Linked DNA regions of Mus musculus: region 1 is linked to region 2. A link is a loop called in an ENCODE intact Hi-C map of the cell type or tissue named here. Cell type or tissue: left cerebral cortex. All regions are shown on one strand. Each heading gives the region's core, and the rest is flanking DNA. Links, peaks and the distances in the headings are about the cores only. Region 1 overlaps Atxn10 (ataxin 10). Region 2 overlaps 7530416G11Rik (RIKEN cDNA 7530416G11 gene).

Evidence for each region. Hi-C counts contacts between places; a loop is a spot of excess contacts. Peaks named below come from ENCODE experiments on the same cell type or tissue, not always from the same donor. Only the 100,000 strongest peaks of a DNase experiment are listed, where the experiment ranks them.
Region 1: it touches region 2 in a loop (8-fold over the local background); 2 of 42 quality-filtered maps call a loop at or near these places.

The regions. Positions count from the first base shown.
Region 1 is chr15:85,394,240-85,409,244 of GRCm38, reverse strand. All of the region lies in intron 9 of Atxn10 (ataxin 10), which reads right to left. Among named protein-coding and RNA genes, the nearest start is that of Gm23517, 50 kb to the right of the region's middle. In left cerebral cortex, for the core only: no CTCF peak of the experiment used is centred there; DNase peaks (open chromatin) are centred at 5,843 and 7,161; H3K27ac peaks cover 1,698 bases.
Region 2 is chr15:85,487,776-85,502,780 of GRCm38, reverse strand. 7530416G11Rik (RIKEN cDNA 7530416G11 gene) reads left to right here. Exons shown (of 5, transcript NM_001256072.1): 2 at 3,830-3,891; 3 at 8,016-8,171; 4 at 8,464-8,734; 5 at 9,414-10,045. The coding sequence starts at 8,049. The coding sequence ends at 9,499. Among named protein-coding and RNA genes, the nearest start is that of 7530416G11Rik, 7.9 kb to the left of the region's middle. In left cerebral cortex, for the core only: no CTCF peak of the experiment used is centred there; DNase peaks (open chromatin) are centred at 8,287 and 8,477; H3K27ac peaks cover 1,595 bases.

The sequences.
Region 1 (15,005 bases), core at 4,166-9,165, 92 kb after region 2:
TTGACATTTTGAATTTTAAATAAAGGTGCATTTTGGTCTAAGCACATCACTAGGGTAGGTGAACATCTCATGCCCCAAGAGTGCAATTTCCTAAATACAAGCCTTTCTTCATTCTGTGTGAAATGGCGAGCACAGCTTCTACAACAGGGACAGCACTGTTCCAGGCGGATGCCAGTGCTACCCACACAGGGAACACAAGCCTGGCTGGGGAGCTGCAGCCTTTCCCAGAGGTAAGAAAGGTGGGAAGATGAACATTCTGAGCCACAGGCCAGAGAAGGGCATGGGACAGCACTCAGGCCAGGCTGTACACGCAGCTCAGGGGCACCTGGCTGCAGCCCAGGCTTACTGAGCCATAGATCCTGCCAGCAATGTGTCACTATGTCGGTCACTGCTATACACACTGGTAAGTATCAACTGAAATTTGAATTTGTGTGTCTATCACAAAGGCGAAACTTTGTTCCTTTTTTACAAATTCAACAAAATTAATAAATTGTAGACACAGTAGAAATTATCTCAGTGTAGGCTAAAATGATGAGATTATTTGAAGATAATATTTGAAGATTTGTGGAGCCAGAGCTTATTTTCCTAGTAAATTTAAGCTGAATCATATGTACAATTACTAGCAAAGAATAACTCAAAAAGAGTACCAAGCACCAAGTAACCCAAGGGGATTCTTCTGTACTTTCTATTGATGCTCTGACCTAGTCTGATTCCTGTTGCGGTGACAAATACCATAACCGAAACAACTTGAGGGGAAAGGGTTCATGTCACCTTACAAGTTACAGTCCATGATCCAAAGAAGCCAGGGCAGGGGCTCACAAAGACAGAAACTACAGGAGGGACCACAGAGGAATGCTGCTCACTGGCTTGTTCTTCAGATTCAAGTTCAGCCACCTTTTTATTTAACTCAGGCCCATCCGCCTAGAGATGGCACTGCTAAGTGGGCTGGGCCTTCCTACATCAATAAACAACCAAGAAAATACCTCACAGAAATGCCCATAGACCAATCTGAAGGAGACAACTGCACATTCAGGGTCCCTTTACCAGGAGTGCTAAAATGACAACCAAGATTAGCCATTACAAATGCATGACTACTCTCTTATTTTTTGAAATATATTTTATTATGCGCATGTAGATGCTTGCATGTCTGCCATTGGAGCATGTAAAGGTCAGATGATGGCTTGTCAGAGTCCAGTCTCACCTTCCCTATCAGGTGGTTCTGAGGACTGAACTCAGGTCATTAGGCATGTAACAAGTACCTTACACACCGAGCCATTTTGCCAGATTGCTATTTAATCTTCTAAAATGGCTAGAAATGATTTCTCAGTATTAAAAACGATATTTTAAAGGGACAAAAATGATTTTTTTCTAACACTCTTCAAGTTCTCAACAAATCATCCTCTACTCCCCACTTCTAGGAGCCAAAAGGGGCAACAGCAGACTTTTGAATTCAGGTCAGGATGCCCAATGAACCAGCTGTTCCCAGGGGAGAGGGAGCAATATGGAAGGCAGGGAGTTAGGGAGTTTAAAACCAACTAGTGCGAAGTTTCTGCTGATCTCCTCTAAGGCTGAGGGAGAGCAGAGGCAACTACTCAAGGTTTCCAGAGCTGAAATCATAGCAGGTAAGCAGCATGCTCTCCCTCCCCTCCCTAATCCTGTGGCCTGCCTAGCCTACTAGTCAGACTTTTCCTGTCAACACCCTTCAACCACAGGCAACTCAGCCTTCCCCAGCCTTCCTCCTCCACAGTCCCTCTGGCTGGCTGTCCTAGGCTGCAGCTAGGAAGGACAGTCACTCACAACTGTGTGGAGGAGGCCCCAGGTGTCCTGGGGACATTGGAAATTCTCTCCCGGACTCCATTCCTCAGGTTGATCCGTCCTCTTGCAGCCTCAGCCACAGATCACAGGTTCAGGACTAAAGAAAATGAATCTTAGCTCAGACCCCTCCTCTTGTCCCCAACTCTGCAGGCCACTGACTTAATTTAAACATTTCCTCCTGGATTTTTCCAGCAGGTAAATTTGACATTGTCACTAGTTATACTACTAAGCAAATAGCAATGAATCATTCCCAGAAATTATTTGTGCATTAAACAAATTAATGAAATGTCCAAGAGTAGCATGAGCTAAATGGAGCCTGTGGCAGGATGTGTGATGTAAGATGTCACTGACACAAGAAATATAAGCAACTCTACTGACAGAAGAATCTCCCCCCCCACACACACACACACAGATAAACTGTGAGAGGCTCCATTCGCACAGTAATGGGCACCTCTCAGAGGGGCCTCAAAGCCACCTGAGTCAGAAAACTACAAACAGAAGCTGGAAGCAGCTTAGGAAATGCCTGCCATTCTGTCACAATTGTTTTATGTGCTTATTTTAGTTCTTTTTCCTTAAGTGATTAAAAACAACTGTCTACTCTGTTTGTGGAATATGTTGATATATTAATTTTCTTTTTATCAATGTTTCTTTTTTGGAAAGATCAATGTTTCAAGACTGCATTCCATATTACTTAACTTAAAATAATCTGGAAAACCAAGGGAATTCATGCTTAATTTACAAAAGCCACTATAACTCTCATACTTGAAAGATATGGGTTATCCCACATACATTTGCAGATATAAATCAATCCTATGATCACACCATAGAAAACCCTAAGAGAAACAGCCCTGGATAACTAGGTGCCCCAGTGACAATTCCTAAGCCGTGGTCATGCCAGGGCTGAGCAGATAAGGAAACTGAGAATGTGTCTGGCAAGATTCTGGTGCTCTCTACCACTGATTCTATGAGACCCAGGCAAGTTATTTAATGTCCACATACCTGAGTTTGCAAATGAAGATGGGATAACAGTGTCCACTTTCAAAAAGTATCACGAAGATAAATACACTGATAAAAGCAAGGGCTCAAAGGGGTGCCAGGCACAGTGTAAGGACTGCACAGTGCTCACTCTGCTGCTGGCACTGATGCTACAGATGTCCAGTGTGGAAGCAGCTAGCCTTTGCAAGCTCTTGACTAAGGCTCAACATGTCTGTTTTTCCCATCTGAGTATCTAAGTTAATACTTTTCCTGAAAAGAAATACAGAGCTTCCAAATACATACAAATTATTATTGCTAGTGGGATAAGGAGTTATGGGGTATCTGGTTACTAGGGTATCGACAGCCCCCTTCACCTCCATTTAGGAATGGCTGAGAGGAAGGCAGCCACTATGAAGGCAGCGAGCGCGAGTGGAAAGGACAGAGAATGAATGCAGCATCAAGTCTAGCTCCTGCGTTCGCTCTCCTAACTGTCTGGGTCAGAGTTTATTGTCAAGAAAAGACTAGAAATGCTTTCACACAAATATATAAAAGAATGATTAAGGTTTGAAATGTTTCTCAATCCAGGTGTGTCAGCATTTTCATACAAATTTGAACTAAAGGAAATAAGAGCTAAACAATGACACTTGTAACACAATGAAAGGAGATGATGGCGAAACAGCACTGGCCCTCTGCTTACGTGAATGAGCAGCTCTGCTCCAGGCTTTGCCAGCACTGTGCACACACACAGAGGAGGGCAGGAGCTTTGCTTTGGGTGCTACATAAAGCAGTAAAGCGGCCATTTTCTTTATAGAGCCTAGCACCAAGCATTGCTGGGTACCAGGAAACTGGCTAACAAGAGAAAGCCACTTCCACACTGTGGGGGAAGAAAATGGAAGCTCACAAGCAAAGAAGAAACTGGCAGGGAGCTCATCCTCTGCACTACTGGAACCCTTCATGGGTGCTGCCTGCTCTGTTGGACAAAGCACAAGACTGAGGGACGAGAAGCAACCACCAGCCACCAAGGAGGTGTACTTAGAAGATGGTTCCCATATGTTCCACTGAGAAAGGCCAAATGACATAGTGGGATTCAGGCTTGTGAGGAGCACAGGCTAAAGAAAGCCATGCTATAATCACTGGAGTACTTAACACTGGAGGCACTCATACAAGATTGTTACTGGTGTTGTTGGACTAATGAGACTTAGTTCTCACAACAAACATGAGCTCAGGAAAATTACCTCTTCTTTCTAAATGAAGTAAGACTCAAAAATTAAACATGTGAAGAGTCGCCTAGTGAGTAAGCAAAAAAAGAAAAAGGGATAAACAAACAAACAAAACCACTGGAATTTAAATTTTCTCTACAACCGAGTTTCCATGCGCTGTGCTAAAGGGAAGACAATAATACAAGAAGCAGGCAGTCAAGGAAAGTTCAGAGGAAATACTGCAGGCCCCTGGCGCACAGCTGCTCTCCGTAGCTCCTGCAAGACTGGTGGGATATGGTCTGCTTAATCCTTGGAAGGGCATTTGCATAATTTTGTAAAAGCAGAAGTGAAAATCCAGAGTAGGAAATAAGAAGTCCCCAGGATGAAACTGGGATAAGATCTGCAGAGGACAGGGTTTCAGCACTGCTGAGGGAGTAGCTCAAAGGTCTTCAGTGGGCCAGTGACAAGGAGAGTAAAATTCTGGAGCTCACAGGCTGCTAGTTCATGAAAAACTCTCAACCCCTCCTTTAACAGGGCTACAGTTTACTGAGATGTTTACAGACAGAACACAGGAAGACAACTGCCACACGCAGGCAATGGGCCCAAATTGTATTGTCAGCATAGCATCAGAATCTTTTTCTTTCTTCCTTCCTTCCTTCCTTCCTTCCTTCCTTCCTTCCTTCCTTCCTTCCTTCCTTCCTTCCTTCCTCCCTCCCTCCCTCCCTTCCTTTCATATTTATTTATTTTATTTTATGTATGTGAGTATACTGTAGCTGTACAGATGGTTGTGAGCCTCCATATGGTTGTTAGGAATTGAATTTTAGGACCTCTGCTTGTTCTGATCAACCCTACTTGCTCTGGTTGACCCCCTGCTTGCTCAGTCCCTGCTTGCTCTGGCCCAAAGATTTATTTATTTATTATTATACATCTATATTTATATATTTATATTATTATTAGAAGTACACTGTAGCTGTCTTCAGGCACACCAGAAGAGGGTGTCAGATCTCATTACAGATGGTTGTGAGCCACCATGTGGTTGCTGGGATTTGAACTCAGGACCTTTGGAAGAGCAGTCAGTGCTCTTACCTGCTGAGCAATCTCACCAGTCTCAGAATCTTTTCTAATGTTAAATTGGCAAGAGGTGGATAAACCTTCTGTGATGTCAGGAGGTGGAGACAAAAGCAAAGCACAGTTTGAGGACAAGCTTACAAGACAGGAGCCATGGGCCCTCCATGTTTAAAGAGGACAATCCCACAGAACAGGAACAAATTAAAAACCCCTAAGTCACTAGGAGAAAGTCCACTGAAGAGATGGGGAAGCGGAGAGAAGGGCAGTGGAAAAGACAAAGACAGAGATATACAAATTGAGAAAAACGGTAAACAAGGGCCTAGGGGAACACCAAATGCAATTGTCTTAAATAACTAAAAGCAAATGTAAGCAGGTAGCACAATGAAAGTCCATTTTTAAAACAGCACAAGAAGGCTCAGAAATGAAATCTCTGATAGTCTCCAAAGGCTATAACTGTCCTCACATTCCAGCTAAATGCAGAAAGAGGCCAGCTGGCAAAACCCAGTGCTGAGCCACAAGCCAGGCTCACAGGCACCGGCACTCCCCTTGTGAGCGAGGCCAGCCCACAGCATGATGCCCATCCCCTGCTTCCCTCAGCTTTTCACATAGGCACCCGGCTCATCTTGAGCTCAGTGGAGCCTTCCCATCTCTCTGGTACACACCGCAGTCACTCAATCTCAGGCTAGCCTCAAGAACTCACTTAAATGGCAAGTTCTTACATCTGTCTCCCTGTGCACATGAATTCCTCAAGAGGGCACTATGCCAAATCCATTTCTACATTCTCACTGTCTAGAACACCAGCTGGTGCAGAGCAGATGGCAAATACATACTTAAACTAGAGTTCAGGTCCCTGCCATGGTTACAGAACAGTGTGGTAGCTCCTATCTGGAGAACTGAGTAGAAATGGCCTCTTTCCAACTGCTACCCAGCAGTAACACAGACTTGAGTTAAACATCACAGCATGGGAGACTCGATGCCATTCTCCTACTAAAATATAACAGTATGAAATTAAATTCTACCAAAATAAGATAAGCTTTGAAAGAAAGAGATGCCAGATAATTACTTCAAAACTGATTTTTTTTCTGGTATTTAATAATATAACTCTGATCCTTTGCTGCCAGGAAAAGCAAACAATTAGCCATGCCAAAGGCTGACAATGCTGTAGATGTATGCTAGGCAGTTCCATCTTTTTTGCTCCCTCAGAAATGGAAGGGGCTAGTTTAACACTTGAAATAAAAACTTTCCCATTTTCCCAAACTAATGACAGCTACAGAGATAGAAACTTTACAGTGTCAAAATTACTTGGGTTTTCATTAGATTCTGACATGCAATAGAAATGTGAAACATGCACTCATTCACCAAAAGCTAACATGCCCAAACCAGCAGAAGGTAAATACAAATCTTATTCCTCTGCAGTAGAAAAAAAGAAACCCAACACACTACAGGATTGAATAATCTTTCCATTTTTGTGTCCTTGCCTCTGCCTCTCTTTCACACTGACAAATTGATATGCACTCAAGAATGCCCCTGATCACTTCGATATGAGTTTTTAATTATTTTTGTTAGTAAAATTCCCCAGATCATATGCTAATGTTTTAATTTTTTTCTATAAAAGCCGAATTGAAATTCTGATAAACCCTAGATACTGGCTGAACAAGGTAAGGACATGTGCACAGATCATGCAAAGGGAACAAAGGAAGGAAGACTGGCTATAGTCACCATGGTGGCCATTTTCCTCCTATCAGGGACAAACAGGACCTCTAGATCCATGCCTCTGTGTGTGTGTGTGTGTGTGTGTGTGTGTGTGTGTGTGTGTGTGTGTGTTTTCCTCTTAACTTTCAGGTGCTGTAAGAAAAAAACTAAACAAGCTAAAAACCAAGCCTGCTACATGTGCACTCGAAGGCCGGACGTTAGCATCAGGTGTCCTCCTCCATCACTCTCCACCTTGTCTTCTGGGACAGTTTCTCACTGAACCTGGAGTTCAGCAGTTTGACTCAACTGGCAGTAGGGTAGCACGAGGAAGCACAAACCATGGACCCCTGGCATGCAGCAGTAACAGCAACAGATGGCTCCTGCAGTTCCTGTAAGTCTCCCTTTTAAAGCATGCCATGCCCCTCCCACACAAGAACAAGCTGACTACGCCTATTACAAAACAGAAAAGGAGGAGTCCTGAAGTCCAACAATAAAACATCGGCAGTGCTTTAGCTTTTTTGGCAGTACCAGGGATTGAATGTAGGGCCCTACACAGGCGAGGTAGATGGTCTACCATGGAGCTACCACGGCAGCCTTCCTCTTTGCCTTAAAAAAAAAAAAAAAAAGGTACAGCTGCAACAAACGAAATCTCTGAATGTATCCTCAAGATAGGAATTTTAATTTCACTTTCTGTAGCAGGAACTGTAAGTTCAAGAAACTAATGGTGACAGCTTGATTTATGAATTTTGACATATTTCTTGAACTTGGATTATATTACAAAGAAGTGGAATTCTAAGCGAGCCAGATCTTGTCTATACACTCAATCATCAAATCAATACGCTGTAACTCTGAGAGCATACAACGCAGGCAGGAGGACACAGACCTGAGACTGAAAAGTTCCTCCAGGGCTGGTGGCTCAAGAAGTAAGGGCGCCTGCTTGTACATGACGGACGAACTCCATTTGTAGAATCCACACGGGTAAAGGACAGACCTGACTGACAAAAGCTGTCCTCTTTTGTCAGTTTGTCCACAGTTTAAATGTCCACTTAATGTGTATGTGGGCACACATTAAATAAATGAGTAAGTGTGTGTGTGTGTGGGGGGGGGTGTCCTTCTATACGTTAAGACTGTCCTGGAACACATTTTAGAATAGATATAGAAAATACTTCTCCTCTTCAGTGGATAATGCCAAGAGAAAAATTCAACTATAAAAGCATTCGTGGTAGACCTGACAAGAAAAAAAAGTACTCTCATCCCAAGGGAAATTTTCTTACATGCTTTCAGTACTTTCCCCAAACAAGCCCCACCTAGAAAGAAAAGGCATCAAGATTCCTTTACTTAGTAAATTCCTATGGCATGTTATCTACAATTTCCATTTAAATATATATATCTGAGAGTCAGCAACATGGCTCAGTGGGTAAAAGAACTTGCCACCAAACCTAAGTTCAAAACCCAGAACCCACATAGTAGAAAGAGAACCAACTCCTACAAGTGGTCTGACTTCCATACTCACGCCATAACATGCATACATAGACACACATACCACCCACTCCTGCACAAAAATAAATGTAATAAAACTTTTTAAGCCATATAGTTGGGAGATGATAAATTAACTAGATCGATAACCTGAGAGGAAGGCTCAGGTCCATGAAGAGTCTAAGTAGTGTATCAGATCCTGTCACATTCAGTCCTTTGGACCCCACAGCAAGTACAGCAGTCTCCATTTGAAGCAAGGAAGCTGAGAACAGAACTGATGGCACTACAGTCAGTGGGTGGTTGACCAAGGAGCCACTTTGTGTTCACAGAATTTTAGTTATGTCTGCACTACTGCAAGCCACTGCCTGTTGTAAGGACTGAAAAATAGCAGCAACAGAACACAGCTTACTTTGTAGCGCTGAGAGACTAGGCACAGTCACAGGACAGTCACTTGCCCTGAGAAGATGGGCAAACTTACACCATGACCTGGGAAAGAAGGCCAGATGGCTTAGCAACCCATCACCTGTACAGAATGATCAGCTCAAGATCCATGCAAAGACTGGCTGCAACTCATTTCTCAGCAGCAGACATAAAAAATAAGTTTTATGAAAGAGTGCTAGAGCAGCGGAGGATAGGAAGGAGGTCTGGGGTTGTCAGTATAGTTGCAAACCGATCTAGCCTGTTATGGTAAAGGTGAGCCATTATGAAAAATTTCATATCATAGTCTTCGTTTAACAAATGACTCCTGGAGCACACTCCATATTGTTGTAGTGGTTAATCTATACACACCAACGACAAGTAAAAGCAAGATATAAGTATAAATCTGTTGAGATACATACCAAGATATATCCACACACAGAAACCAATTGCATATGCAGAGTAAGGTAGAAAAGCCACCCATCAAGGGAAGGCTCAGTGGAGGAGAACCTGATTCTGGCTGCTCTGATGTTTCCAAAGGTTCACAAAGCTCTGTGAGACCAGCAGTTCTAAAAGAGCAACTTGAGAACATATGGATGAAAAAAGTAGTTGGGACTGGGAGGTGGTGGTGCATGCCTTTAATTTCAGCACTTGGGAGACAGAGGCCCCAGGACACAGAGAAACCCTGCCTCGAAAAACAAAAGGGAAAAAAGAAAAAGAGGAGGAAGAGGAGGAGAAAGAAGAGGAGGAAGAGGAGGAGGAGGAGGAAAGGAAAGGAAAGGAAAGGAAAGGAAAGGAAAGGAAAGGAAAGGAAAGGAAAGGAAAGGAAAGGAAAGGAAAGGAAAGGAAAGGAAAGGGAAAAGAAGGTGGGAAGTCCACATGATGCTAGTACAGGGAAAGATTATAGAAAGTGTCCCTTCTCATGGCAGACAGTAAGGACTCTGGAACCCTGGCCTATGCTACAGCGGCTCAATGGAAGATATTAGCACGTGCTAATCCAGTCGTTATTCAATCAATCATTAGTCAGCACTGATGGACAATGAGCAGTCACTGACTCTAAGAAAAACAGTCTCAATAAAACAGCTTGGGCACTGGAATCCAAGCCATAAATTTGTTTCCAGTTTTCAGACTCACTAAGTAAGCACCCTGCTTGAAATCATGTTACACAGGAGGGAATTGTAAAGGACTGGCCTGCCAGCCTGCTCTGAATGTGAGAATCTGAAAGGCTTGCCGCACTGCATACAGAAAGACACTAAACTGAACCACACAAAAAGGCTTAAGGCATACACTAGGTCAGAATGTATTAATATATCCCAAACAGGGCTGCTGAGGTGGCTTAGTGGGTAAACTTGCTTGCTACCAAGCCTAACAACCTGAATTCAATCCAGAGGACTTATACTGTGGAAGGACAGAACCTCCTTACATGCACAGTGACACACATGCCCTCAAATACATACACACTGACTAAGCAAACAAATAAATCTCAAACATAAAAAGCTTGTAAGTTATCTCAAAATTCAGAATTTAAAGGAATTTTAGTTTTCAGGTGTAAAGTTGTTTCTTTTATCTAGTCTTTGTTTAACAAATGATTCCTGGAGCACACTCCATATTGTTGTAGTGAATATACAACAACTTTTTAAAGATTTACTTTATTTTTAATTCTCTGTGTGTGAGTGAAGGAGCTGAGGAGGCCAGAGATCTCAAATCCCCCTAGAGCTGGAGTTGCAGGCAGGTGTGAGCCACCTAACATGGGTGCTGGGAACAGAATTTGGGTCCTCTACAAGAGCAGTGCAATCCTAACTGTCAAGCCATCTCTGTCCAGCCCTACAACAAATAGCTTTTACGATAAACTGTTACTGGGCAACTGATGCCGCTCAGAGGTAGAGTCTGCCTACCACCCACGAGAGCCTATGTCTGATCGAGAGCGACATTACATACATATGGAGAGGACACATTTAAAGGAACCATCATGGGGAAGAAGGGGGTGGGATCAGCAGGAGGAGTGCAGGCTGGAAGAGGACAGTGGGGAAGGGGGTGACGAAGGACAAAGCAGATAACATGCATGTCTGGAAATACTTTGGGACCTATAGCACTGTACAACTGTAGAGTAACCTACACTTCTAATTTAAAAATTACAGATCACAAAAGATAAACCTTCACTTATGAATTCCCAGGTACAAGTTTTAAAGGCATAACACAATGAACAAAAAGTTGACAAATGTGCTTTTATGGTCACAAATGTTTAAGAACCTCTTTCCTAAAGGACAGTTCTGGACAGAAGGCCATGAGTTACACCTTCCTCACACCCTGAACCTCTTTTTTTTTTGGAGACAGGGTTTCTCTGTAGCCCTGGCTGTCCTCGAACTCAGAAATCTGCCTGCCTCTGCCTCCCGAGTGCTGGGATTAAAGGCGTGCGCCACCACGCCCGGCCTGACTTGTCTTTAAATGAACTGATACAGGCAACGAAAGCTTTGTGTGCACATATGTCAACAGAGATGACCAGGCACCAGCACCAAGGCTGGGAATTGCTACAAGGTGGAGAGGTAGCAGGAGGGAAAGAAGGAAGAACTGACCGCCATTGACAGGGAGCCTTTGGCAGAATGCACCCCACAAGCAACAAGTACATGTACTTTAGTCAATGACATTTTTCTTTGGGGACAAAAAAAAAGTAGACAAACTGGTTCATCTTCCCAGATATTTCAAATAGTATATTTAGCTTTAAGAATTAAAAACTTTTTTTTCTTCAAATAAGTCATTTCAAGAAGCTTCAACAATAGTAAAAAGCAGAAGAGTGGGAAGAGAAAGCGTAACTGTGGTTTGAGAGTTGAATCAGGTTCTATCAAAGAAGGCAGAGAATGGTTTGTGTTTACAGCATTAATATCCATGTGCTTCTTACAATGCAAACCCAAACAGAGGCGCTCTCCATCTGGTCCACAGGGGTTAAAGGTAAACTAATCATTACAGCCATAGCAAAGGAGTGCCATGCAATGGAGGGCCGAAAACAGAGTAAGGGGAAGCTGGAAAGGTTAGGAGCACCTCTGTCATGACTTGGTAAAGAAGGCTAGACTTTTATAGTTCGAGCAGCAACCTGAACATCAGAGCCACAGCGTGACCCAGGGAGGGCTGAGCTCCATACATTTCTGAGCAGGTTGTCCAAAGGTGCAGAAACAGAGGGAGATGATCTCCCATCCCACTAACTCTATGTCCTCGTGTTCCAGCTTTGCCAGAAAGAACTATTCTGGAATGGCCACCCTAGAGTACAAGACAGCCTTTCAGATCCTCTCTGGCAGGCCTCTGTAACACAATTGTTAAGTAATAGTACCAGTGCACATGTTAGCCCCTACTGACAACATCATCTTCAGAACCTACAGCATCAAGCTTGCATTCAAACTGATTCAAATTTCAGTTAAATTAAATCACACTGAAATCTCCCTGAGCCTTGGTTTCTCCATTAGAAACTAATGGTAACAATTCTTCTGTCAACCTTTTTCAGAGTAAGCTCTAGTGACCCAATGCAGATGCAAAAGGCAGGAAACTCGAAAGGCCACAGAGGTGCCTTACTCAGCTGCTGGACATGCCATTCCAATGAATGACTTTATGTGACAAGCAGAAATCGAGTAGGGTTCAAAAGGCTTCCATGCATTGTATAAAGATTCTACCAAAGTTCCTGTTGCCAATAGCTTGGTGGGTCAGAGGCAAGATCCCCAGATGTTCCTTATAGAACACAATCCTTTAGCAAAACAACTGTATTTTTCACAAGCTGTGCCTGCTTGCAAGAGCCCTCACGGGATCATTAGAGGGAAGATGACTTCTCTACCCTTAGAGAGGGAGATTCTTCTCCCCCTGTGTCTCCCAGCCATTTGTATGAAATTCTGCCCTAACTGCAAGTAGCTTCCGGAGGTGCTAGAGTATATAGGCTGGGAAAGCAAACTGGTAGGAACTCCATCTATGAAGCCATGGGGAAGCCAAGATTTCTGGGTGCTAATGCTTTGGAGTCCCCCCACTCTTACTAGTAGTCTCTTACCCAAAGTAAGCCCCCAAATTTCCCTGGTTCTCTGGGTGAACTGTGGATTCCCCAGGATCATACTTTGGTGTGTTCTCAGGAGCTTGTAGAGAAAAGATAGCTGCTTCCCCAGGAAAGGAATTCTCACAACATTCCTAGAATGGAACCTCCCAGGAGGCAAACTTTCATCAACCAAAGAATGCCCTGAAGGTTGAGGACATCCACAGCTGATGGAGAAGTGAAGAAGAAACAGATGAAAGAACACCGGAGGTTCGGATGTGAACCAACCCAGAAGGAGCTGAAAGGCTCTAGGTGGATGGCCTATGGGCAGGTGATCTTCAGCAAGTCTACATTAGAGTGCAGGAGACCAGGGACAGATCTGGGAATTCTCAAGAAAACAAATCTAAATTCTACTCTGGGTTCTGCCAACACACCATTGGACAGCCTCTCCTTTGCCGTCCCCAGCAAAACCTGCTCTGCAAGGCTGCTCAGAGGTTGGCGCTGACAAACCTGTAAGAAGACATGATGCAGCCATGCAGCACTGAACAAAGAAACCATCCGTGCCTTTCTTCTTTTAGTGAGATGAGACAAATCCCCCTACCCTGCATCTGTATCTAGTCTGGGAAATCTAAAGCCAAATGTATCCGAAGGCTCCAATTTACATAGAAGCCAAACAAGCCACCTAAACACCAGCCAGGGAACAATTGACTCACATATGAAGAACTATCCCCAGCCACCTCCCTAGAGCTGTAACTGTAACACAAGTTTTTGAAAGCTACTGAACTTAATCCCTTGCAGGAAAAAATAAGCAAGAAAAATACATTTTACTATCCAACTGGAATCAGGAGTGAGCTACAAGAATAAAGACGCTTCCGGAACATAAGGGAGGAGGGGTCAGTAATACTTTCAGGTTCGAGCCTTTTGTTAGCACAGGAAAGACACTGGGGTAGAGAGGCGTTCTCACACTCAGAGAATGAATCCTTCACACTCTCCAGAGTGTTTGCTCTACTAGAGAACACACAAGCAACTTCCCGTGGGCCCCAGCGCCCCCCGCATAGCGCTTGGCTACACTCCACATTTATGTAAGGTGTAACCTGCTGCTGACTCTTAGGAACTATCTCATGAGCCTAAGGGTTACTACACCATGTTCCTGTAAGAGGCCACTCCAAACTAGCAACAAAATAATCACTGACACAAGAACTCACCTGTGGCGTGCCCCTAAGAAAGGCATTGGGTTGATTTTTTTGTTTTTGTTTTTGTTTTGTTTTTTTGGCATTGGGTTATTAAAAGTAAAGTGTCTTATTCTCTATCAACGCTCTTTACAAAGATCAGTACAGTAAGTTTCCAAGAGGGCGTCAGTGGTTGGAGACACATGCCTGCTCTAGGAGGAGGAATATCCTTTGTACACACACTGGACAAAGCATAACCCACTAGCATGTAGCAGACTGTGAGAACGGTTAACAACTGCGGCATATTACCAAGGCTCCCTGTGCTTTCACTCTTACCCCCTCCCTATCCTTTTCAGAAGGGATGGCTCCTATCGAATCAAGTATGCACATTTCCCTACCATCTCTGTGGTACTGTTAAGAATTCATAAACCTTTTAATTTCAGATACTACATTTTTCATTTCTAGAATTTCGATGTCTTTTAGTCTCTATTTTTATTATATCTTTTCGTTCATATAATACATATTGTCCATTCACAATTACTGCTCCTTTAAAATCCTTGGTTTGCAGTCAGCTTCTTTTGATTAACAGTTCTTTTAACTAACAGTTCTTTTAACTAACAGTTCTTTTGACAATAGAGTACATTTTCCTGTAGGTCGGGTGATTTTGTTTTGGATGCTAGGCACTGTATAAACTATGCCATGGAACTCTTATTTACATTATATTCCTCTAAAGTGTATTATTTGTATGTTTGTTTGTTTGTTTGTGTGAAGACGTATTTTAGTTGACTTAAATGTAAATTCTAGAGTCTGACATCTCAGATTTTAATAATTATTTTATCCACAGCTTACCTGCTTGGAGCCTGCCAGGTTTGTATGTGACTTAAAAGACCTAGTTTAAAAGACTTAGGTCAGGAGACTATTCACCCAGAGACGGAGGATGCCAAGGCTTTTCCTTACAGTAAAGGCCAGGTTTTTTTTCCCCCTTCCCCTTCCCCTTCCCCTTCCCCTTCCCCTTCCCCTTCCCCTTCCCCTTCCCCCTCCCCCTGCCCTCCCCTCTCCTCTCCTCTCCTCCCCTCTCCTCCTCCTCCTCCTCCTCCCCCTCCCCCTCCCCCTCCTCTTCCTCCTCCTCCTCCTTTTTCTTCTGGGACAAGGTCCTGCTAGGGCATGGATGCCATGTGTGTGTCAGCATGC
Region 2 (15,005 bases), core at 5,385-10,384:
CCTAAGAGGTTAAGTGGAGGCAGGCCAGAAACCTTCATGAAGCCTGGGGCGTGGTAGAAGGCAAATGGAGATAGGCTGGTTTCCTGGAAAGGGCAGCCTCAGGAAAGATGGTGGAGAGGCAGTGGGGCTCCTGTAGGGTTCCCTATCTCCCACACATTGGGATTGTATGTGCTGGTTCCTTTTCAGGGGACACGGCATTAAATGATCTTTGCAGAAACTGCTGATAGCTCTTGGTTCAAACCTGAACCTATTACTTATCCAGTCAGTTAGCGAGGAGGCAGCTGGGCATGATGGGAGTCAGGTAATTCTATCATCTCCCACTATCGCCCCCACCACCACCTTCCAGTGCCCCCGACTAGGAACCTTAGGTGTCTTCTGTCCCCCACCTGCATAAGACATTCATTGTCCCTCCCTTGGTTCCCATAATGCCTATAGATGCCTTTCTCAACTTAGCATGAGCAGGTACCCACCCTGTTGCCACACATTCAGTAAATGTAAGAGAAATCTTTGAGGTTCCATGGCCTGCCCCTTATTCTCTGCCTGCAACTGGATGAACTGGGGGCAAGGTATTCTCTCTCTCTCTCTCTCTCTGTGTGTGTGTGTGTGTGTGTGTGTGTGTGTGTATGTGTGACTGTGTCTGTGTTTGCAGGCCACAGGTTAACATCATATGTCTTTGTCTATCCATTTCAAACTTATTTTTTTTTATAATTATTTATTTATTATTATATCTAAGTACACTGTAGCTGTCTTCAAACACACCAGAAGAGGGCGTCAGATCTCATTATGGATGGTTGTGAGCCATCATGTGGTTGCTGGGATTTGAACTCAGGACCTTCACAAGAGCAGCCAGTGCTCTTAACCGCTGAGCCATCTCTCCAGCCCCCCAAACTTATTTTTTTTTGAAAAGTTAAAATGTATATGTGTGCACGTGTTCAAGCAAGCGAGTATGCCTGTGTGTGTGGGTACATGTGTGTGCCACAGCGTGTATGGGGAAGCCAAAGGACAACCTTTGGCAGTCAATCTCTTTTCTGGGATTAAAGTCAGATCAGGTTTGACAGGAAGTGCCCCTACCTGCTAAGCTATCTGGTCAGCTCAATTTCAAATTTTAGCCAGGGTCTCACTTTGCAGCCCCTAGCTAGCTTGGAACTCAGTATGTAGGCTAGCCTGGTTTTGAACTCAGAGAACAGCCTGCTTCTGCCTCTCCTGAGTGCTGGGATTAAAGGTGTGCACCACCACACTTGACTCCAGTTTTAAATCTTGATCATATATTATACTTTTTTTTTTTTTGGTACCATTTAGGAAATCTTTCCCAAATCCTATGGCACAAGGACTTCTTCTAATTAAAACTTTCAACTCTTTCCTTTTGGTTGGTGACCCTTTTTAGTTCATTTTTGTGAATCTCTTCACAGCATATACCTATGAATCCAGTTCAGTTGTTTTAAGATTCCTGGTACTCTGGGTCAGAATTCTGCCAAACCTCCTCACCAAACCTCCAGCCCCAGTGCTTTGTGCAGCTAAGACCTGTTCTAACCTCACATGGCTCCTGAGCCCCTGTACCTCTGACCTCTTTCTGTACATGTTATAGAAACAAAGAGTCACTGTCACCCCACTCCTGACACCCTCACCCCACTCCTGACACCCTCACCCCACTCCTGACACCCTCACCCCTCTCCTGACACTCTCACCCCACTCCTGACACCCTCACCCCACTCCTGACACCCTCACCATACTCCTGACACCCCTGGAGCATCATGTGGCATTGAACATGGGACACAAAAAAACAAAACGTACCTCTTTGACATCATCCCATTTTTCTCTTTCTCTTCCTCCCCCACCTTCACCCTCTATCCTATCACTCTGTGTGTGTGACACACACACACACACACACACACACACACACACACACGCACACACACATGCACACACACACATGCGCATGCATGCACACACATGTATAGAGGCCAGAGGTTAACGTCAGACATTCTTATCTACCAATTTCAGCCTTGTTCGTTGAGACAGTCTCTCAATGAATCTGTAACCCTGCTTATACACGCTCTGCTCCCCTCCCTCAAATGCCTCCCATAGCTCTGCAGAATATAGTTATTGAGTCCCTGCCCCTACTGTCCCTGTATGTAATGGGGGTGAGCTTCCCTCCTTGCAGCCTGTCCCTGAAGACTGTGCCTCTCCTGAGTTCTGCATCTGGTGTCTATGACCGCAGCCATGGCCCAGTCTTGGGGCGGACATCAGGCACCTTAGGAATCTTTGTGTTCCCAGCTGTCAAGTGGCATGGGCAGGAGAGGGCCACAAACCCTAGTGTTGGTCCCAGGCCTTCACCTCCCAGCTGTATGCTGCAAACCCAAAGCTGGGGAACGACTGGTTCGCGGTCATGACGCCACACTCCCCATCTGCCCGAGGGAGGCCTCCAAGCTTGGAATTACAGTTCCCAAATACGTACTTACTTGGGTTTGCCTTGGACAAGGTTACCATTTAAGTATCACCCGATAACACGCACACATGCCCAGCTACATCTGAAATTACAGAGCACTGTCCCCAGCCTGGCCAGTGTCCACAGCTGGGCTAGGAAGTGCCCAGTGGGAAAGCCAGTCAGCCCAGGAGAGGCGGCTGCATGGGGAGAGGCTGAGGCTCATGTGTTCCCTAGAAAGGACAGGTAAAGTTTAGGACCATCTTTTAGTCTCTTTGTACCTTGCTTTATCATTTGTAAGATCAGGGTAGGGCTGGAGAGATGGCTCAGCCGTTAGAGGCTAGGCTCACAACCAAAAATATAAGATCCGGGTAGGGCCACTGCAAGCAACAGCAAGACTGTGTGAGACACGCAGCCTGTCACTTACACATGTTCACGCAAGTGGGAACTGGGGAAATGGAGAACGGTCCTGAGTGGAGGGTAGGAGAATAAGTCAAGGCCCTGCGCTTTGTAGCGCAAAGTCAGGCCTGGTGATGACACCCCAAACTGATGTCAGTGACCATCAGCAATGCCACTCTCATGATGACAGTGAGGGCTGCTATGGAGCTTGACACCTCAGTTACAGTGAGGTGTGAGCCTCAGGGCGGAGGCTATTCACTCAGCACCGGACTTGGCACACACAGAGAACTGGGTGTCAGGGTCAGGCTCCCAGAGGCCACAGTTGTAGAGGGAGCTCAGAGGCAGCACTCAGAAACCACTTCCATCCCACCGTGCTCCCAGCGCAGGCCCCTTACCCTCTGCCAGCTCCTCTCCCCAGACAACCTCTCTCTGATCTCTAGGCTGGTCTCATCTTCCAGGTCCTGAATGGTACCAAGCACATACACATTGGGTGTTCACTGCTCATTCACCAGTGTTGAGCCTCCTTTACATCTTTGCATCTACTGCCTCCCCCATCCCAGAGCCACTGGGTGGATGGCTCACCTAAAGGGCAAGCCAGCCAGAGCGCCCTGTCTCCATTCCACACCTATCAGTTCAAAGTCGGGAACTGGAGATGAGATAAGCCCACACTTCCAGCAGCCCAAGACAGTCTCATGCCTCCTGATGCTCTTCCCAGATGGCAAAAGGCTCTGCCCCCTCCTTCGCATCTGGACTCTGTAGTTAGCGTTGGGCATGGTGGCACGTGCCTTTAATCCCAGCACTCAGGAGACAGAGGCAGGCAGATCTGTGTGAGCTTGAGGCAACCTGTTCTAGGTCGTGAGGTCCAGCCCAGCCAGGGCCACCAGCATCTAATCCTGATAGCTCTGGGCGGTAGCCAGGTCTCCAAGGAATAGAATAGGCATGGTAGAGGTGACCAAGACTGTGGGGAGAAGCAGGGCTCACCAATACTCACTAGCTCTGCCTATGCAGGGTCTGCGGGAGGAGCCTGGACTTGGTCTCACTTGCTGGCTGTCTCTGAGGGGCAGGAACAGGTAAGCAATGGCATGAACTGTTTGCAGCCATGGGTCCTCTCCACTGCCTGTTCCCTTCGGTGCACCCTATGTGATAAGGAGGAAAGAAGGAAAAATAAAGAGGTGGAAAAGAAAGAAGGAAGGAGGGAGGACACCATGAGAGACCATCCATCCCACTACTGTTTCTGGATGCAGAAAGATGTTGCTTTCTTGCAGGTTTTTTTCTTTTCTTTTCTTTTCTTTTCTTTTCCTTTCCTTTCTTTTCTTTTCTTTTCTTTTCTTTTCTTTTCTTTTCTTTTCTTTTCTTTTCTTTCTTTCTTTCTTTCTTTCTTTCTTTCTTTCTTTCTTTTTCTTTTTCAGCCCTGTGCACTGTTCGACTGGCCTTGGGTTTCTTCTTTTCTAATTGAATTCTATTTGTTCAGAAGAGAACAGAAAAAATACTGTTTGACTGGGTCGGCCCCGCCTCCTTGCACTGCCGAGGAGCGGGAGAGGCCAGGGGCAGCCTCCCCAAGGGCCTCCTTTCAGGGTCTGTGTGAATAAGCTGTGGTAGCCATGACCCTGTCTGCCTGCAGCCGGCGGGCACAGGACAGGTGTCTGCAGAACAATTGCCAAGGCCTTTGGGGCAGTGGCGGGCACTGGAGATGGAGATCTGGGGACTACGCGGGGGGTGGGGGGGGAGAATGTTGGAGGTAGTAGAGGTCCTGGGGGTGGCTGCCCAAAAGAAGCTGGCCCTGGAACCCTAATGAGTGTGGACGGCTGGGCATGAATACCTATTCAGAGCCTGGCCCTTGTTCTCTCTGCATCCTCAGCCTGGGAGGCCACAGATGTCCCAGAGTGAGTCAGAAGATTCTACTGACAGAGGCCCTTGGTGGGAGGGTCTTGTTTGAGGGGCTTTTGTCTCTGAAGCCAGTGAAGCAAGAAGGGGGGGGGTGCTTTCGCTTAAACTTGACCGCTGGTAGCTCCCAGCAGCCTGCCAGCAGGCAGATTGAAGATGGCTTTCAGTAAAGCCTCATGATTCTCCAGGGGCCTGAGGCTGGTAGAGGGCCCTTCCCTAGAGTCCCTAGTATCTAGCACTCCTTAATGAGGACATGCCCTTTGACGATTACTTTGACCAAGACCATTCAAGACATGAGCACAGACCCATGTAGACAGTCACTAACCAACACCCCATGAGCTAGGGTGGCGACAGTAGGAGAGACACAAGCTGTACTGGCTTCTTCCAAGCCTGTAGGCAGCTCCAGGCCTCTCCTGGCCCTACTAGCTCAGGCTGCACACTGAGGTTGAACCAGCATGGGAAAGGATCGCACAACCCCCCACCCCCACCCCGACCCTTGGGGCCTGTCCCTTGGGAACCCAAGGAGAAGGGATGCTACGCTCGGGTGGCTTGCTATCTGTTCACCTACAACCCCAAGTCTAGCCTGGGTAATGAATCAGAAAACCTGCCTCAGGGGTTCCCTAGCACTTGCCTGGTTCTGTTGGTCAATGCTGGGCTAAGAACCTGTGGAGTTACTTGCTCACCACCGCCCTGGGAAGATAGCATTGCTGTCACTGATAGAGAGGTTGGCTAACTTCTACAGTCACACAAAGATGTATGGGAAAGAATGGACTGGGTATCCCTGTATTGGATAGTTTTATGTCAGTTTGACTCAAGCTAAAGTCATCTGAGAGAGGGAACCTCAACTAAAATAATGCCTCCATAAGATCAGGCTGTAGACAGACCTGTAGGACATTTCCTTAATTAGTGACTGACGGGGGAGGGCCCAGACCATTTTGGGTGGTGCCATCCCTGGGCTGGTGGTCCTGGGTTCTATAAGAAAGCAGGATTGGTAAGCCATGGGGAGCAAGCCAGTGAGCACACCCCTCCCTGACCTCTGCATTGTTTCCCACCTTCAGGTTTCTGCCCTGTTTGAGTCCCTGTCCTGACTTTGATGGACAATGAGGTGATAGCCTAAGTCAAATAAACTCTATCCTCCCCAAGTTTCCTTTATGACCACACTGTTTCATCACAGTAATGGTCAATAGCTAGGACCAATCTCATTCTGCTGGGCTTCCTGCTATAGAGCAATGATGGATGATAGATGATGCCCAGGGATAAGCTGGCAGAGCTTAGGGGCAAGGAGAGTATGGGAGCTGGACAGGGTGGCTGGCCCTCCTGTGGGTAGATCCCAAGTACATGAACTTGAGGGCTCAGTCTTTTAGCTCTGGATTCTTTCTCCTCCTCCTCCTCCTTCTCCTCCTTCTCCTTCTCCTCCTCCTCCTCCCCCTCCCCCTCCCTCCTCCTCCTCCTCCTCCTCCTCCTCCTCCTCCTCCTCCTCCTCCTCCTCCTCCTCCTCCTCCTCCTCCTCCTCCTCCTCCTCCTCCTCCTCCTCCTCCTCCTCCTCCTCTTCTTCTTCTTCTTCTTCTTCTTCTTCTTCTTCTTCTTCTTCTTCTTCTTCCTTCTCCTTTTCCTCCTCTTCTTTTTCCTCCTCCTCTTCCCCTTCTTCCTCCTTCTTCTATTCCTCCTCCTCCTCCTCCTCCTCCTCCTCCTCCTCCTCCTCCTCCACTTTTTCTTAAGACTGGGGGTCACCATAAGCAGCTAAGTTCAAGTCAGGCAAGCCTTTTTGTCTGTTCCCAGAGCCCCAAGAGCTGAGCTGTCACTACTAAACAGGTACCACCAGCCCAGATTGCATCTGGTAACTGATGTAAAGACTGCTGGCCTGCCTTCCTTTCAAGGCAGCCCCTCTTCCTGCTCACAGCAGCAACTGCCACCCATGGAAGCTTAGAGCTCAAGGCCTTTCTTCCCTCCCCCTCCTCCTCATACCCCTCTCCTCTCCTCCCATCTTCCTCCTCCTCTTCCTCCTCTTCTTCCTCCCCCTCCTCTTCCTCCTCCTCTTCCCTCTTCCTTCCCTCTCCCTCCTCCTCTTCCTCCTCCTCTTACCTCCTTCCTCCTCCTCCTCCTTCTCCCACTCCTCTTCAGGGTCTCTTTTTGCAACTGTCTTATCATATCTCTAGATGTCTCACTATATATGGAGCCAGTAGGGTTTTCTGGACCCAGAGTGCCAGAAGAGACCCAGAACTGCTCTCCTGTGATCTTGATCCTAGGCAGAGGCCACATGCCAGGATAACAGGCTAAGGGAGTTTGAGACCACTGGGTGACATTCATGTAACTGTTTCTCATCTGGAAAATGTTCTCGTTGGGCCTAACAACCCCAGCATTGGAGATTCAAGCATCTTTGTTTCTGAAGTGACTTCAGTTGTCACCCAGAAGATGACATGAAGGAGGAGGGAGTCAGTTGTTGAGAGACAGCACCTCTCTCCCTGTAGTGAGGGATAGATGGTCTGTTTGGGGGCTATGCCTGCTGTTTCTTCCTGCTTTGGGACCACTGGCCAGGTTCCCCAGCCCTTGGCCTTCACAATTCTTTCCCTAGAAGTTCTGGAGTGGGGTCCAGTCTGCAAGGGACCACAGTGCTTCTCTCATAGGCTATGAGTTCCCAGAGGATGGTTTTCCTCTGCTGGTGTCTTAGTCAGGGTTTCTAATCCTGCACAAACATCATGGCCAAGAAGCTAGTTGGGGAGGAAAGGGTTTATTCAGCTTACACGTTCCACATTGCTCTTGATCACCAAAGGAAGTCAGGACTGGAGGAACTCAAGCAGATCAGGAGCTGATGCAGAGGCCATGAAGAGATATTACTTACTGGCTTGCTTCCCCTGGCTTGCTCAGTTTGCTTTCTTATAGAACCCAAGACTACCAGCCCAGGGATGGCACCACCCACAATGGGCTGGTCCCTCTACTTGATCACTAATTGAGAAAATGCCTTACAGCTGGATCTCATGGAAGCATATCCTCCAGGGAGGCTCCTTTCTCTGTGATAACTCCAGCTTGTGTCAAGATGACACACAAAATCAGCCAGTACAGATGGGAACCTCACACAGGTTCCTGGCCCTTGTTCAGAACCGGCCAAGGCAGGTACTTAGAGCAGTTTAGAACATCCTTGCCTTGCCTGATGGCGGATATCCTCCAGCAGAGAGTGAGCCCCCGCTTTCCTTTGCTCATAGGACTTGCGCTGGGGTTGCTGGTGTGCGGTGGTGGCCATGGTGTGTCCCCAGGCAGCCTCTGAGTAAGGCACCACTTTAACCTCTCCACCTCCTGTTGTTCTTACCAACAGAACTTTCCAGAGTGCAGGCAGGAAGGGCGGAGGATGCTCACAAAGGGCACTGCCTGGATTGCTGTCTACAGAGGCTCGGCTCCCTCTGATGTTTTGAACCCAGGGGAATCACTGGCAAGAATTATTTCAGCTCCCAAGAAGGGGACTTGGCGACAGGTGACTTGTCTCGCAGATTGCTGAGGTGCTAATGAGTGCTAATTATAATCTGAATCGCCTTGCCAAGGCAATCTGTCCTGCTGGGGCAGGCGGGGACCAGTCTCAGGGAGTGAGTGGGTAGCTTTGGGGGATGGGTGTCTCTGTGTCTTGGTGCTGGCTTGGGGGATGTCCCTGTTCAGACGTGTTCTTGTATTCTAAGGGGAGAAGAGACATTCACACCTTGGAAAGCCAGGCGAGGTGAGGTGGGACCGACGGTGGCAAGGCCAGCAATAGCTTCTTCCTTTTTCTACAGACACAGAAGGAGCTGTGCGGGCAGAGAGGCCCAGCAGGGTTGCCATGGGAACGCCTCCTGATTGGAAAGGGATTCTATTGGGGTGCGAAGGACAGAAGGAGGCACCCTGAATCCTGTCTACCTCACCCATTCCCTCCCTCAGCCTGGGACCAACTCCAAGGCAGGCAGCCTCAGGCTTGCCCAGGCTTCTGGAGGGCTGGAGAAGGAATTGGAATTGACATTGAATTCCATGTATGCTGGAGCCTGGTCTCTATTCCACGGCAGACAGTAGGTGAGGGTTTAGCTTGAATGTGACTCCCCTAAAAGTCTGGACCAAGTTTTCTGAGCTTATAGCCTGAACTACCAAGATGGGAAATGGACCTACACAGGGTGGGTGATCCACCCATATAGTCTGCTCTAACATAGATGTGTGCTCTGGGAATCAGTGACAGCGTCTTTGTCAGATAGAGACACTGAAGCTCGGAGAGCTTGAGACAAGTGTTTGAGGCTACGAGGGGACCAAGAAGAGGCACAGCTGGTGAGAAAGGTGAGAAAGGGCTTGTAGTCATGGCTGAAGACTACATACAAGTGGCCTCCTATGACCAAAAGTGAGCAAAGACAGGGATCAGAAGCACATTGCACAAAGGCAGACGTGGGCTCCAAGCCTGCCAAGTTTGGCAGGTGGAGTGGAGGCCAGCTCTACTCCACTTTGGTGAAGAGAACCAGGGGTCAGCTGTGGGAAAGGACTCACCTTGGTCAAAGGCCAGAAGAAATGACCTATTTCCAATAGGCAAGCTGTGGAATCAGGTTCCCAGCAACAGATATACAGAAAGCCAGGCATGGTGGCACGAGACTACATTCCTAACACTGGGGAGGCAGAAGCCAGAGGATCAAGGAGCTCAAAGGCATCCTTAGCTATAGAGGGAGTTCAAGTCTAGCTTGGACTGTAAGAGACCCCTGTCTCCCAACAGCAACCAAGCAAGCAAATGGATGGAGAAGGAAATACGGGGCCTACACACAATGGAGATTTACTGAGTCTCCAAGAGGAACGGGATGATGCCATTTACAGGTAACTAGGAGGAGATCACATCAGTGAAGTCAGGCAGCCTCGGAAAGACGGACACTACACTTTCCCACCTGGTATGCAGGGTGCTGGTTAGTTTTCTTCAACTTTACACAAACTACAGTCACCTGGGGAGAAGGACCCTCCATTGAGGAGGTGCCTCCATCAGATGTGCCTGTCTATAGCGCATTTTCTCCTCCTTCCTTCCTTCCTTCCTTCCTTCCTTCCTTCCTTCCTTCCTTCCTTCCTTCTCCCTCTCTCTCTCTCTTATTATTATTATTGGTTTTGTTTTTTAAGAGGGAGAAAGAACATGAAGTTGGCAGTGCATTGTCTTTGATTAATGGCTAATGTGGGAGGCCCTAGCCTACTATAGATGATACAGCTCCCTGAACAGGTAGTCCTAGTGCTGTGTGCTATGTAGGAAAGGTTGCTGAGGCTCCTGCTTTAATGCCTGTGTTCAGGTCCTGCCCTGATTTACTGCTTTGGCTTCACTCAGTGATGAGCTACCAGGAATGAGTGAAAATAAATCCTTTCCTCTCCTAAGTTGGTTTTGGTCAGTATTTTATCACAGAATAAAAAGCAAAAGAAGGACATGCAGGGTGTGTGTGTATGTGTGTGTGTGTGTGTGTGTGTGTGTGTGTGTGTGTACATATGTAACATGAAAACAGAAGGGGGACTTTTGGGGGGTAGGACAAGATGGGGTAGGAGAAGGCTGTGGAGGATATGAATATCAGTAAAGTATTATGCTATCTTGATTTTGAACATGAAATTATATATGAAACTCTCATAATGAAACACATAAAATTAGTAAAATAGTTAATTTAGACAAAGGGGGGAATTATTCCCTTCTGTGCTTCACCAACTCTGGCTCTTCACAACCAACATTATGGCAGGATCTTCAGGGAGAAAATTGCCCGTAGCTCTGAAGGCCTGAGACCCAGAGTAACTTCATAGAACCCTCTCTAAGATGACTACCTGCTGCCTCTTGCCAGCCCCAAACCCCAGGGCCAGCAGATGCAGGGACAGGTCAGCAGAGCTGCACAGGCGTGCACTGGCTGGCCACTTAGACCAGCCCATCTTTCTCTACTTTCCTTACTATTCTTTTTCAAAACATAGGAGATATAGGATCTCATGGGTCCCACTCTGTGGGACCAGTCGGGGCCCTCAGTAAACGGGAGCATATGGGGAAGGGGGTCCCAAGCCTTCAGGCATCTTCCTGATCAGAGCAGGCTCTGTGCTTATGATAAAGCAGCAGAAGGTTTGATGGTCCCAGTGAGACAGTCACTCTGAGTGCCTCTGCTCTGGGTGGTCAGGACCAGGTCAGGCTGTGCACAGAGCCAAGCATCCTTTACGTGTCACTGGAGCCTTGTCCTGCAGCTGCAGTGACCCCTGCTCCAGCTCTGCCGCCAAAGGACACAGTCTGCCACCCACACTCTGTCCCTTCCCTTCAAATGCCTCTCCCTGGTTGGGGGTGGGTGGGTGGGGTGGGGCCAGGGAACAGGGCAGCTATCGGGCAGAGCCTCTTTATAGCCTCAGCTCCCATTCTATGTGGATCCGGCAGGTATGAGAAAAGAGGCGTATTTGCTCTCCCCCACCGTGTCCCCTGACACCTCCATGAGGTGGTCAGACAGCAGCCCTGGTCCATCCCCACCAGCTTCTGGGTACTTTTTTTCCCCTTTCCCTAAGGAAGAACCAGAGAGCTGAGTATCTTCAGAATTGGGGAGCCTTGCAGGAGAGCTGGTTTTCTGGGGGTTTGGCAGGCTGAGGGCAGAGCCCCTATTTCAGGAATGCTCACAGAAAAGCCTATCTTCCCAGTCCATAGATGAGTCCTTTAAGGATTAAAAACATACCACAGGACCAAGTGGTCACAAAAGTCACCTCTGCTGCCTGGCCTGCTGGGTGGAACTCTAGTGTCCTTTCCTACCTGGAAGGTCTATGCCTGCTCTCCCACACAGCTGTTGCTTTCAGGGAGTTAGTGACAATGCAGGGACAGGCCTATATCAGCACAGCATCCTGGTTTCTCTGATTTGATCTCTGGTGGGCTCGAAGGATTTTTTTTTCCCTTTAAAGCTTCACTGTGGGGTATCTACTGGCAAAATGGCAAAGCCATGAATGATCTGCTTGGTGAAAGGGTTGGTTATCAACACATGGGCTTTAGTGGACTGCCCATTGGAACCACAGTCTTTGTTAAGAAAGCCATGATGACAACTTCCTCCACCATCTGAGTGTGTGTGTGTGTGTGTGTGCGTGTGATCATGAGGCTATCACCAACAGAAAACACACACAGCATGCCCACACTGCAAGGGAGCAGCCTGGTTACCTTGGGGCTCCTAGTCGCTGTCACATTCAGCTTGTCACCATGCACTCTCTCCTTCTGATCTGTCGCTGTCTGAAGTCATCCCACTTCTGGGCTTCTGAAGCCTCGTGTGTTTTCACCAGTGACATCAGCATCTTCTCTCTATCTCTGTCTCTGTCTCTCTGTCTCTCTGTCTCTGTCTCTCTCTGTCTCTCTCTGTCTCTGTCTCTCTGTCTCTCTCTCTCTCTCTCTGTCTCTCTCTCTCTTTCTCTGCAGCTCTTCCCAGAGGCTCAGTCCATGATGTGTAGTGTGCACAATGTGTGTCACTAGGGACCTCAATGCTCCTGATAGTGGGTGAATGGGGACCATCACCCACTCAGGGAAGCTGGGGAGCTTGAGAGCAGATATTCTAGTCCAGGCCATACCTTGCTCATTACCAGTGCCCTCATGGACTCATTTGTGAGGCCTTTGATGTCAGTCCTTATCACCATGTGCCCTAGGTGCCTGAGCCTGACCCCCCAGAGCCTGCCCAGGACACTGCCTGTTTATCCAGACACAGTGGAAGGTTTTGGGATCTGCCACACACTGTGCCTGTGACCATCTCAGGGTCCCCTTCCCATGCAGTAGCAGCCAGGCATCTGCAGCACAGCTCCTGAGCACACTCCCGGAGCTGTAAGAAGCTCCTGTCCAAGCCCCAGATGATCCCACGGAGGCAAGATCCTAACATGTCACCAGGCTTAGGGAGACTCCCTTAGCCAGGGCTCAGTTAAGGGCTCATGGACCCGAGTGACTCTGTAGACAGGGAAAACAGACCTGGAACAGCAGTCATTTCTTAAGGATCAACCCCACCCCAGTCCTTTGTCCAGGCTGTGCAAAGCCTGGGCAAGAAGGGGGGGTCCTCACTTCTGGATCGCTCCTCTTGCTTGTCTTTAAAAGCAGCTTAATTTAAGTACAATCGCCAAGCAATTAGCCGTGCATATTTAAGGGGTACCGTTTGATAAGTTTTGACACGTATGCATCTGTGAAGGCACCACAACTAACTCGGGATAATGAGCAGCTCATCTTCCCACAGGGACCCTTTGTGACAACCCCCACTTCTGCGTTCCCACCCCCACACTGTCTCTGAGCAACCATCTCTACCTGCTTTCTGCCACACAAGAGCATGTACTTCCTAGATTTTAGGTAAATCCCAGTTTCTCCACCTAGGATCATGTCCCAGAGTGTATTGGGAATCTTTTCACTCCTTCTCCTCCTAAGCCCCCACCCTCTTAGTGTGATGTATGTGCACAGCTGTGTAAAGGCATGCATGCTAACAGAAGTCATGCTAACAGGTCAGAGGAGGATGCTGTACCCTGCTTTATCTCTCTCTGCCTTATTCCTTTGAGACAGGGTTTCTCACTGAATCTGGAGCCAGGCTGCAGTCCGTCAAAACCCAAGGATCCTTCAGTCTCTGTTGCTCACACCACTGGGGTTACAGGTCCGTATGAAGCCTGGTCCATCTTTCTATGTGGCTTCTGGGATCTGACCTCAGGTCCTCATAGCGCAACCACTCTTCCCTACGGAGCCATTTCTCCAGCCTGCAGTGTAGCCATACTGTCCAGTGGGACTCACGGTGTTCCTACTCCATGACAACACCGTAGTGTGTGTCTTGCATTTACATCGCAGCGTCTGGTGTGCGCCACACTGCGTGTTTTGTGTAGCTTTCGGGCCATGAGCAATCCTGAAGCTATGCCACAGCGTGTGTATCGGGTGACCACACTGCCATTTACCTTCCCCCTTACATGGGAGATAGACGTTCAGGTTCTTAGTCATTAAGGGTATTTCAGTATTTAGTTACCCATAAAGCTGGTATGAATATTCATGTCCCAGTCTCCGTAGGGACAGCTGGTGCTGTTTCTCTTGGGTAAATACGAGGCTAGAATGCCTGCATCATATGGCCAGTATATGTTTAACTTTTAAAACCCCTTCCAAGCTGATTTCCACATGTCCTTAGTACTTGACATTTGTTCTCACCGGTGGCAGTGAGTTCCAGTCCCCCCACACCCCGACACCCTTGGCATTTGTCAGCTTTTCTAAGCGGAGCTGTTAATAAACAGGCAGGTACCACTGTGAGTTTCTTACCATAATGACCTAATGCTATTGACTAGTCTTTCTATATGCTCATTGGCTCTTTGAGTATTTTCTTTTGTGAAATGTTACTCAAATGATTTATTTTAAAAGCTGGATTCTGTATATAGTTTATTTATCCGACATCACCAGATGTACACTCAAAATAAGGTTCTGCCACAGTGGTCTGTCTTCTCCAGCTCGTAACAATGTCTTTCAAGCACTGGACATGTTTATTTTGATGGGGGTCAAGTTTGTTAGTTTACTCCTTCCTAAATCTTGCTCTTGGTGTCAAAACTAAGCAATTGGAGGCCGGAGAGAGAGCTCAGTGGTTAAATGGGCTTACTGCTCTTGCGACCAGAGTTCAGTTTCCAACATCCAGGAACTCCAGTTCCAAGGGGGATCCAACACCCTCTTCTGGCCTTTTTGGGTGCACGCACACACACACACACACACACACACACACACACACACACACACACACAGAGCCCTATAAAACAAAACAAGGCACAAACACCTAAGAAACCATTTAAACTGTAAATCAGAAACCTCAGTAGTTTTAGGTTCTGAGTTCATTGTGAGTTATTTTTTTGGCCATGGAGCCAAGTATAAATTGAAGTCTACTCTTTAGCATTTTGTGTGCAAATATTTGAATACTCTAATACCATTTGTTAGAGAGTTGCCACACTGCAGTCTAAACTGTCTTTGTGAAAATCAAGCTGACCACGTGTGTGCAGTTCTGTTTTGAGTCTGTCTTTCTCAGCAATCTATTCATCTATCCTCAAACCAATACTACGGTCTCTCAACCTTGTTCAAACTTGTTCAATCCTGTGGTTAGTTCTAGTGGGTCTCTTTCAGCTTTATTGGTCTTTCTACAGAGCGATTATGTCATCTGTAAGTAATGAACATTTCCCTTCTTTTCTGTCTGGATTACTTTCTCTTTTCATTCTTGCCTGCCTAGAAGCTCCGAGATGATGGTGGACTGCAGTGGTAAGCATGGCTGTCCTTCTCTAGTCCCTAGTCTTTGGGGAAATATATCCAGTCTTTTCTATTAATTGTGAAGTTAGCCATAGGGTATAGGCTCCCTCTCGGTTGAGG